Regions from separate parts of the Homo sapiens genome. Here region 1 is linked to region 2. The links are chromatin contacts, found by Hi-C or POLR2A ChIA-PET in ENCODE. All regions are on one chromosome and are shown on one strand. The core of a region is the stretch at or near the end of the contact, and the rest is flanking DNA. Distances in the headings are between cores, read along the strand shown.

The links. Hi-C counts contacts between places; a loop is a spot of excess contacts on that map. ChIA-PET counts read pairs that join two places held with the same protein, here RNA polymerase II (POLR2A). Pooled maps may share reads with other maps.
Region 1: a map of PC-9 shows a loop between it and region 2 (6-fold over the local background). The contact joins two enhancer-like sites. A Hi-C loop is called at or near these places in 5 of 168 maps with a recorded cell type or tissue (PC-3, PC-9, astrocyte of the cerebellum and 2 more) and 2 of 50 pooled maps. POLR2A ChIA-PET finds 5 or more read pairs at or near these places in 1 of 52 experiments (Caco-2).

The regions. Positions count from the first base shown.
Region 1 is chr6:1,381,021-1,383,826 of GRCh38, forward strand. All of the region lies in intron 1 of FOXF2-DT (FOXF2 divergent transcript), which reads right to left. Among named protein-coding and RNA genes, the nearest start is that of FOXF2-DT, 7.0 kb to the right of the region's middle. RefSeq lists silencers at 818-917, 1,028-1,077 and an enhancer at 2,750-2,806. Within about 2 kb of position 1,545, at least 5 of the 41 ENCODE cell types and tissues checked have a DNase peak (open chromatin) inside an H3K27ac peak, as active enhancers do.
Region 2 is chr6:1,334,183-1,336,884 of GRCh38, forward strand. All of the region lies in intron 1 of FOXF2-DT (FOXF2 divergent transcript), which reads right to left. Among named protein-coding and RNA genes, the nearest start is that of FOXQ1, 23 kb to the left of the region's middle. Within about 2 kb of position 1,394, at least 9 of the 41 ENCODE cell types and tissues checked have a DNase peak (open chromatin) inside an H3K27ac peak, as active enhancers do.

The DNA of each region.
Region 1 (2,806 bases), core at 295-2,794, 47 kb after region 2:
GTAATCTTAGGTATGAGAGCTAGAACCGGAGATGTGGAGAGGAGTTACAAAGTGCGCTTTTAAAACATGATGTCTAGATTTCCTCTAAAATATTTCAGCAAGAAATGAAAACAGAAAGATGAATGAAGCAAGTGTGGCAAAACCTTGGTAACTGTTACATGTAGGTGATGGGCGTATGAGAGCGTATACTCGCTCCACGTTGGTATACTATGAAACTTTTTTCGTAATAACAAATATAAAAAGATCCTGCAGCCCCGGCTGAGACGCCCCGATCCACCTGGTGCCTCCCCTTTGTATCAAGCCGGCCCCACAACGACCCCTCAAGCTCCTTCCTGTCTTGCAGACTTCTACCAGGACGAGTTTAGACAGCTGCAAGGGTGTTCTTAAGAAGCTAAAAGAAATGAAAAATCACAATTTTTAAAAATCGCTGTCTTTCTGTCCCTGTAGCCACCGAAAGACGAGGTACTTCCTCAGGGACAGAATGCTGACGCCGCGCAGAGTCGGCCGAATCCAGCTTCTCCAAGGGCGGGCGGGTGGGATGATTTGTTGATTTGCTTGTTTTCCACCAAACCGCAGGGCACCTCCAGGAGCTCCGGGACAACTTACAAATGAAGACACAGAGCCCCCGTCCCTTGCTTCAGAGAACCAAATAACGGAACTGAATGATCGTTTCTTCAGCAAAGCCTAAAGACGCTTGCGTCCCGCGGAGAGGTGCCCACGCGCGACTCGGCTGCCCCCTCTTCTTGCGGGTCCGGGTAGGGTAGGGCGGGAACGCGGGACGTGCCCTAAGCGGGCCAGCCGAGCGCGAGACAGGCGATGCTGCAGAAGCCTGCCCGCCTGCGGGTCACACACCGGCCGGCCTCGGCTGCAGGGGTTGCGGGGCCACGGGTCGCGGGGCGCCGGGAGCCGCGAGCAGGTGACGGCCGCGCCGGGCAGCCCCGCGGGCCGCGATTCCCGAGAGCCTGGCGCCACCCCGCGGAAGCCGGAGGAACTGCGGCTTCTTCCCGCTCCCGCGCGGAGGGGAGAGGGAGGCGCAGCGCGGAGGGGAGAGGGAGGCGCAGCGCGGAGGGGAGAGGGAGGCGCAGCGCGGAGGGGAGAGGGAGGCGCAGCCCGCACCGCGCAATCCCGGGGCTCTGGCGGGAGGGAAGGTGACTTGCGTGGGACGACTCCAAGAGGCCAGGCCCGGCCTTCGCAGTTCACCCACGAGGATACCGCGACCAAGCCACCAAAGCACTCTCTGGCCAGGCCGAGACCCCTTTTCCCCCGGGCCCCAAGAGAAAAAAGCACTTTCTCCTAAAACACGAACTCCCCGCGGAGGGGCCCGGGGCTGCCTGGCACGGGGCAGGGTGTGCGGCTGCCGTGCGGGCGCGGGCCAGAGTCACGTGGAGGCAGGCGGAGAGGGCGAGGGGGCCCCCGTAAATCATCCTGAGGGATTTTTGGCCCAAGTCCCTGTTTCCGAAAGGTTGCGGGACGGCTTTGACGTTGATTATGTAGCTGTTCTCTTTTCAAGTGCGCGCCCCTCCCCACCGCAGCCCGTCTGGTGTGCGAGGATTGTGTTTGAAAGGGAGGAAGCATCCTTGAAGTGGTGGGTGATGGATTGTCTAAACCCTTCTGGGACGTTCTGGGTGGGGGTTTTCGAGGCAGCTCATCAATAAAGACCCCCCTGGAGAGAAGGGGCGGCTGGAGACCAGCCCCCGCCGCGCAGCCCCGAGGCCCCAGGCCTGGAACACAGTCCTCGGTGTGGGGCACAGGGCGTGAGGGGAGGATGAGCTCCCCCTGAGCAGATGGAGATTTCTCCTTGCCTGGGCCGTTTGACCCCCAAAGCCTTGCAGACTGGCCGCGTGGGTGCCATGGGGCGATTTCTTGGGAAAGGAGGGCAGCAGAAAGGCCCGTGGGCTCTCAGCGCCTTGGAGTCAGGGGAGCAGGAAGGGGAGTGGAGGTGCGGACACGCCTCCAGCCACCGTGCTCCCCTAGGAGGATCTCCCTTCAGCCCCTGTAGAACCCTGCATCTCAACCACCCTCGTGCATGTGGTTTACCTTGGCATAGATTTCCAAGCCGCTACAGAAAACCTGTCCACCTCCCCCAAGGTGGAGGCGGGAGTTGGGAGGCAGGGGTGCTGGAAAGGGTCACCTGGCTCAAGCCGACCCCAGGTCTGACGGGCGGAGAGCCTCGAGGGCCACGCCCCAGGCCAGTGGTGTCCTCTGAGGCCGCAAAGCCGACTGGCTTCTGGAGGAGCAGCAGCCTCGGCCTCAGCCTCGGCTGGGAAAAGACGCAGTCGGGGCCCTCCGTGCTCCAAACTTGAACTACTCTGGGTCCCCACGAGGAGGAGGCTGCCCTGGGGTCAGAAACTCCGACGGAAATGAAGGGGAGGGGGCGTAGGTTCCCTGGCACAGCTCGGCCTGGAGAGGCAGCCTGGGGGCCCAAACTCATCTAGGGCGCGCCCGGAGCTTCCCCGGCCTCTCTTGGCCCATCGCGAACGAGCTCCCCTCCCCGACTGGGTCGGCCTCGGGCGCCTTTCGCCTTCGCAGGCCGCCGGGGTTCCGCGGAGGGCTTGTGTCCCTCCCTCCCGCCGCCGCAGCCCGCCCGAAGGTCAGGCCGCATCCGGGGCCCGGGGCCTTTGGCCAGGCTGCGGGGAGGGGTGGGGTTGGGGGGCTCCCCAAAGCAGCTTCTCGGAGGCGGCGTCGGGGCGCCCTGAGGTCCCTAGTCGGCCTCTGGGCGCCGAGCACGTTTTATTTATCCCCACAGAGGATGCTGGAGGACAAAAGAAATATTTGGACGTCAGAGCTGATTTATATTTTTGGAAGA
Region 2 (2,702 bases), core at 144-2,643:
TGCTGCGGACAATACATCGAGTGTGACCCCATTTGCAGTGAAGGTTAAATAGATATATATCCGTCTGTGTGAAAGTTTGCACGTGCAGAGGAAATTTTCAGAAAGATTTTAAGAAAGACTTAAATTGCAGTTACCTCTGTGTATCTGGTAAAGCTGGAGAGGTCTTTTATCTTTGGAAAAACATTTTATCTTTTACCTTACACTCTTGTATTCTACTTGGCAGAAGTCATTTTTATCATTAATGTGCATTACTTTACTATTAAGACAAACATAGTTTACTATTTGGGGAAGAATACAAAAGAGAAAAAGGAGGAGAAAACAAAGGAGGGAAGGAAAGCATAAAGGTTTAAAGGAGGGAGGAGGGAAGGAGAAAGGAAAGGAAAGGAAGAGAGAAGAAACCTCCTCATTCTTTTGAGTAGAAGGCCGTTACCTGTTTCAATGGAGACAGTTAGCAGCACATTTTAAAACTTAAGTAATTTTACCCAACTTCACAAACACTAACTTGTTGCTTCTTTTATAAATGAAAACAAGGAAGTCTCTAGGGTTGGTTTCGTCCACACTTTTTCTTAGGCTATATGCAAACCACCCTGGGATAAAGTCCTCACTGCACGTAAGCCAAGGGTGACTCCAGGGAGCCAGACGGCATTTCCTTCCATAATACACAAATTTGTATTTTGCCTGATGTTTTTGTCTCTGAGCCCAGATCCCACAGTGATAGGCGCCACAAAAGTACACAGACCAACAGAGGACGCGCCCTGATTTTGCAGAAGAGACCGATGCTTGGAGGTCAAGAGGCTGCCTGCCACGGATTCAGACTGGAAGCTTCGGCCGTCTGAGCAGATTAGAGCATCAGGCTTTGTCGCTAGTGCATGCAGGAGTTTTCACAGATAAAAATCTTTCTTTCTTCTCCTTAAGATTCTGGTAGCTAACCAGAAGCTACATGAATTTTTTTTTACTTACTTTTTAAGATTAAAATCATACATGAGGTCTCTTTTATAAGATAATGAGTATTGCAAAGGATTTTTTTTTTTAAAGAACTGGTTTTTAAAAATTGAGAGACTTTAACAAGGCTTGTATGTTTGTTTTTAAACTCCTTTTCTATGGTAAAGGAGGAAAGTTTAGGCCTACCACAGGACCAAGGCTTGCAGAAAGACAAAACTGTTCTGGAAGCAAATGGGACCCACTCCTTCACCTCCTTCCCCCGCCCTCCCTTTCCTCTCCTTGCCCCAAACTGAACTCTGCAACCATTACTGAAGCTTACAAAATATTCTGCTACTACTCGACAGTTTAAAAATTAACAAGCATGTAAAGCTACCGGGGGTAAAAGCCTGGAGCCTGTGGCAAGAAGCAAGCCCTGGCTGGATTCTGTAATTATTTCTTACGCAACTCCAGGTCGCAGTCACAGCTTTCCGAAGATTACACACTTCCAGCCGCTCAGCCCTGCTGGAGCAGGAGGGCCTGGCTCTGCCAGAGTTGTGTATGCCTCTCATAGCATCATAATTAGTCATTAAACAGCAGAACAAAGGGCCATTCTGACCAAGGTGGCACTACTGGATTCCTTTGCTTGCAGGAAAGGAGAAATTTCTTGCACGTTCTCCCCTGGAAGGATGTGAATGGGGTTGGGAAGGGAAGACCAAGATGTGGAGAGGGGTGGACCGAGAGTTAGTTGCAGAAGGCAGACTTCATGGGGATTTTCTGTCCCTGCTGCTGCGTTTCTTGTTTGTGTTGCTGCATAAACTCCACCAGACCAGCACGCTGTGACTGCCCTAGCCCGGCCCGATCAATGGGAAGGGACCTCTTGGAGGGCCTCTGTGCCTACGAGGTTTCCAGCCCTACCCCAGGCTTTTCCTTATTACCAAGATTGCTGCCCTCATGTTCACACATTTTATTTTTTATCAGAATTTTGCGAAATCAGAATTCTAAACTTCTGAGGCCCTAGATAGTTTTAATGAAGCATATACCTAGAACCTGAATATTCAGGGTAAAGTATTAGCCTTAAGTATAATCACGGCTAGCCCATGGATTCTGCAGATGAAGAAACTGAGGCCAGAAAGCCCAGTGGTGAGCTTTATTACAAACATTATGGGGGCTTCATGAAGGCACTTGGCTTTACTTTATTCTTGGAACTCAGAGCTAACCTCCCATGCTTTCTTTGTCTGCTCTATGAATTCAGTGTCTACCTGAAACCTCCACCCAACCTGTTTGTACACTTGGAAAACCCAACCTGGTGCATGGGCTGGGTGATAATCATGGCAACACTGCAGCCTGCAGGTAAGTGTGAAGATAACAGCAAGACAGCTGGAGAGTGCTACCTGCCAGCACACAGTCTCAACCCCTAAGAGGCAGCTGCGCCCAAGAGAGGAGGGATGTCAATGAAGGGTCACACCTTCAGTTTGGGCTGAAATGAGTGAGCTAAAGGAGTGGTTTGTTATTCAGAATTACATTTGCCAAAGTGTACTAGGGAAAAGAATTAATTTCCCACAGCATTGGTAAGAGGATTGGGTCTTTTTGCCTGGACTTTATAGAAGAGGTCAAGAAAGATGGAAAATGGCCCACGGAAACTGACTCGCCCACAGCGGCCTGCCCTGCTCAGCTGTGCCACTCAGTAACCACTAACAGCGACTCCAAGTTGACAAGAGAAAAACAGTCTTTTCACATTAATCTCATTTCCCTGTGTGAGAGTTTCACTAGACTACATCAGG